Regions from separate parts of the Homo sapiens genome. Here region 1 is linked to region 2. A link is an interaction called in ENCODE POLR2A ChIA-PET data of the cell type or tissue named here. Cell type or tissue: GM12878. All regions are shown on one strand.

Region 1 (2,500 bases), 1.5 Mb after region 2:
TTTAAACACATTCTATACCGGTATTCCCTTTAAAGACGAGCTAGACAAGGAAGCCAATTCATGCTTCCTTATTTGACATCTTTCTGGAAGTACTAGATAATGCAATTAGGCAGGAGAACAAAATAAAGTGTAAATATTAGAGAAGGCAAAGTTGCAGCCTATGGATACCTGGGAGAGCTGAGAAAATGTTTTAGAAAGTTATGAGCAGTCACTAAAGTGGCTATCTTCAAAGTTAACATTGAGCTGCTGATAGCTCAAGGAATTAATGCGTGAATTAGAACAGGAAAAAAATTTGCAATAACAAAAGGTAGAATCTGGGAATAAGTTAAGACTTATGTAAATTAAAACAGTGCTATATAGTGGTCACAATTAAGAGAGAATTTTTAGCACTGAAAGCCAACTTGCCATTTTTTTCTATATTACTCTGATTTCATCCACCTTTTAAATACCAATACTTAATACATTTTTTACATTATTACTTTTTTATTTGTGTTACCACCTCCATCATTACTTTTAAAATAAACTTATTTTAGAACAGTTTTAGATTTGTAGCAAAATTGAAGATAGTAGAGAGAGTTCCCATATATCCCACACCTAGTTTTCCCTCTTAAGATCTTAAGTTAGTGTGGTGTATTTGTTGAAATTAATGACCCATATTTTCTTAGCTTTTACCTCATGTCCTCTTTTTGTTCCAGAATCCCACTAGGATACTATACTGTGTGTAGTTTTTAAATCTCCTTTGACATTGACTGTGACAATTTCTCAGGATTTTTTTTTTTTTTTTTCAATTACCGTGACCATTTTGAGGAGCTCTGGTCAGGTATTTTGTAAAATCTCCCCCTGTTAGGATTCATTTGTTTTCCTTATTTGTCTGGGTTTGTTTTGGGGAGGAAGACCGCAGAGGTATTTTCATCACGTATATAGGGCACATACTATCAGTATTCTATTTGCTAAGTATAACTTAGGTTTTACATCAATGATAACATTAACACTGATGTGAACCTTAATCATCTGGCTGGGGTAGTGTTTGTCAAGTTTCTCCACTATTAAACTACTCCCACACCTCCTTCCTGTCTTTCCATACTGTACTGTTGGAGAGAAAGTCACTGTACAGTCCACACTTAAGGAGTGGGAAGTTAATGTACTTCACTGCCTTGAGGGCAGAGTATCTACAAAAAATTATTTAAAATTACTCAACATGGGAGGTGTATTTATTCAGACATTTACATCAGTATGAACTCATGATCAAATTGTTCCACTTTTGGCCTTTAGAAACTCGTTTATTTGATGGCTATGTCCCTTTGACATACCCCCATTATTGTGGGTGTTTTGTTTTTCTTAAGCATTATCTTACTTTCTGGCACTACAACATGCTTCAGGTACATCTTGTATATTTCCTGCTTCAGTCCTAGAATCAACCATTTCTCCAAGGTTCCCTGTTTCCTTTAATTGTCAAAGGATAGAGGCCGGGCGCAGTGGCTCATGCCTGTAATCCCAGCACTTTGGGAGGCTGAGGAGGGTGGATCACTACAGGTCAGGAGTTTGAGATCAGCCTGGTGAACATGGTGAAACCCCATCTCTGCCGAAAATTAAAAAAAAAAAAAATTAGCTGGGCGTTGTGGCACATGCCTGTAATCCCAGCTACTCGGGAGGCTGAGGCAGGAGTATCACTTGAACCCAGGAAGCAGAGGTTACGGGGAGCCGAGATCGCGCCACTGCACTCCAAGCCTGGGTGAGTGAGACTTCGTCTCAAAGTAAATAAATTAAAAAAAAAAAAATCAAGATCTCGGCTCTAGGTATGCTTCTTACTGTTGGTGTGTCATTGCTTTTAGAGCCTTCAACAGACAGCAAGGAAATAATACATATTTGTACTAACCTGTGTATATATACATCTATGAATATTTATGTAACTATCTGTATATTAAGTTTACATTATTACTTTTCATCTTTGGCCAGAGTTTAGAAGCTGCTGCTTTTGAATTGATTGTTTGGGCATTGACAGGATGGATTTGCTTTCAAAGGAGGGCCAGTTTATGTATCTGCACATCTGAGATTAATCAAAGTTCAGCAGTTTGGGTCAACTTAAATTTCTGTTTAGCAAACTTCTCAATACTCCACTATTCCTTCCTCTTCCCTCCCCAATCGAATTCGGAAGAGCATCAGGAGAAATTACTTCTCTCAGGAGGTCTTTGCTTTTTATTTTCAGTGTTAGTGCTTTGGCTGTGAACTACAGAATTTAAACTCTATTTGACATCTCTTCTATTTCCTATTACTATGTGGTATAGATGTTAAAGACTTGAGCTTTGCCAGGAGACCTGGTTTCAAATTTCAGTTCAGCTGCTGCTTGGTTATACAAATTGGCAAGTAAATCTTACATTAAGGTTCCCTTTCCCCATTTAGGAGCACATTGGAATCTAGTAATAAAATTCTCAGAAGGTTGCTGTTCATACAATAATAAATTTAGAGCTGTTTAATCTTAGTTGAAGCTACTGTAGATTTA
Region 2 (2,500 bases):
CCTCTCTCCCATCAACATCCTTCAGACAAGACTAAACATTCCAGACAATAACATCCATACAAGAAGTTGCTTTCTTAAATCTTAAAGGAATATTACAGTGTAAAGAGAATACGTATTGAAATACTAGCTTCCGTTTAAAAAAAGTGGTGGAAGAAAGACCAAAGTTCACCCTTGTCCTTGATAATCATTCAAACACAACAAGGAGAATGAGAAACAAAAAATGCAAATGCTGGCTCGGTGGCTCATGCCTGTAATACCAGCACCTTGGGAGGCCAAGGCAGGCGGATCACTTGAGGCCAGGGATTCGAGACCAGCCTGGCCAACATGGTGAAACCCTGTTTCTGCTAAAAAATACAAAAATTAGCTGGGTATAGTGGTGCACGCCAGTAATCACAGCTACTTGGGAGGCTGAGGCATGAGAATCGCTTGAACCTGGGAAGCAGAGGTTTTTGTGAGCCAAGATTTTGCCACTGCACTCCAGCCTGGGTGACAGAGCAAATCTCTGTCTCAAAAAAACAAAGTAAATGCCATTTTTGATAAATCTAGGAGATAACTATAATTATGAACCACAAAATACAAGGAGGGACTATGGGAGAGAAGAATTCTCATGGCTGTGGAGTCTAGATTAAGGCAGCAGAGGATAGTTCTCCAAAGTAGGAGGCACACCTTGATTTGAGAGGCAACAACCTGTTTGGAATGATAGAAATATGGTGGGCAAGCTGGCAGCAGAAGCTTTCCTGCAATCTCACTGCCTTCTGCCCTTTTAGCTCCACCATTTCTAGGTCACTCTCTTACGTACCCTAACTCCAAGAATCCTTCAAACAACCTCCTTCTGGAACAAACCATTCATTCTGATCTGGTTGCCCTCACCCACCTCATATCACCTTCCTTGTTTACCCAGTTTAAATTTCTTGATCAATTATTGTATCAGTTATTTGCATACATTCTTAATTTCCTTGCCCTTTTTTCACTTCCTCTTACTCACCTGGGAAAATTCCAACCCTGCTTTATCTTAGATTCTGAGCTTTGACTTGTGCAGCTGAATGTGGGTGGCGAAAACCCCACAACCGTGCTGCTGTGTCTCAAACGTGCCGCTGAGGCATCTGGTGGGCTCTGACTGCTGCTTGATAATCAGAGTACATGTTCTTGGTCCTTTCACCCTCCTGCTCTTCTAAATGACTTCATGTTTTCACTTTTACCTTTGCACTCCAACGACTCTACATATTGTCCTCAAGCCCCCCAAAATTTACTGTCAGTTGATGAACTTGCTTCCTATATATAGAAAAAAAGAATATATCATCAAATGGAAGAATGAGTTGTCAGTCTCGTATCCCGTGACCTGCCTTCTCTTACTCTTTGGCAGCCATGGAGGTGCTCTGCTTAAGAGAATTTGCCATGAGGTGTGTAGTTGGCTGACAGCCTCCCGCTGATGAACTTGTGGTTTCACACTCAAAGCTCTTTTCAGGGTTTATAGTCAAAGCTCTTTCTTCCTCTTCCCATATGACTCTCAGGCCCCTCCCAGCCAGGATACTAGAGCTGGGTCATTTTTGCCTCACATGTGATTCTCCTAACAGGCAACCTCTGTTTTGCTATCTTTTATTGATCTGATAAAGACTTTCTCATAGTGGCACTATGGTCTAAGTCTCCTCCTACCCAATCTTCCTCCTCCTTTTTCATTCTTTAAGCCTTTTTGAGATTTAATTCACATATCACACAATTCACCTATTTACAGTGTACAATACTAGTTTTTACTATAATCAGAGTTATGCAACCATCGCCACAATCAATCTCAGAAAATTTTTATCATCCAAAAAAGAAACCCATACTCTTTAGTGGTCACTACCCAATACCCGCCTCTCCATGCTCCAAACCCTTATGGCCCCAGACATCCACTAATCTACTTTATGTCTTTATAAATTGGTTCCTTCTGGATAATTCATATAAAGGAATCATACAATACGTGGTCTTTTGTGAGTGGCTTCTTTCAGTTAGCATGATGTTTTCAAGGTTCATCCATGTTGCAGCATATATCTGTACTTTGTTCCTTTTATTGATGAATAATATTCCATTGCATGGCTTTATCACATTTTATTTATGCATTTGTCAGTTGATGGACATTTGGATTGTTTCTACTTTGGGGCTATTATGAATAATACTGCAGTGAACATTTGTGTACCGGTTTTTGTGTGGATATTTGTTTTCATTTCTTTGGGTGTATACCTAGGGGTGGAATTGTTGGTTCATATGACAACTGTGTGTTTAACATTTGGAAGTGCTACCCAGTCCTCTTCATTCCCTTTCTTCATTTACAGCCCTCAGACCTGCATCATAGTCTGAAGGATCTCCCCAACCTACACCTGCTCTCTTTTCCATTTATTCTTCACAGGTGTTTCTCCCAAAATCTCTTGCACATGTAATTCCATCCTGACATCTGCTTCTCATAGTACCCACACTTACACATCCTGGTGAATACTCTGTGCTCCCATCTAAGGCCTAGATC

What was found. Peaks named below come from ENCODE experiments on the same cell type or tissue, not always from the same donor. Only the 100,000 strongest peaks of a DNase experiment are listed, where the experiment ranks them.
Region 1: POLR2A ChIA-PET joins it to region 2 with 5 read pairs; 2 of 35 experiments call an interaction of 5 or more read pairs at or near these places.

Annotation. Positions count from the first base shown.
Region 1 is chr9:6,424,009-6,426,508 of GRCh38, forward strand. The region is part of intron 2 of UHRF2 (ubiquitin like with PHD and ring finger domains 2); the gene reads left to right. Among named protein-coding and RNA genes, the nearest start is that of UHRF2, 12 kb to the left of the region's middle. In GM12878, no CTCF peak of the experiment used is centred here; no DNase peak of the experiment used is centred here.
Region 2 is chr9:4,970,085-4,972,584 of GRCh38, forward strand. No RefSeq gene overlaps it. Among named protein-coding and RNA genes, the nearest start is that of JAK2, 14 kb to the right of the region's middle. In GM12878, no CTCF peak of the experiment used is centred here; DNase peaks (open chromatin) are centred at 1,177 and 1,447; H3K4me3 peaks cover 692 bases; H3K27ac peaks cover 1,342 bases.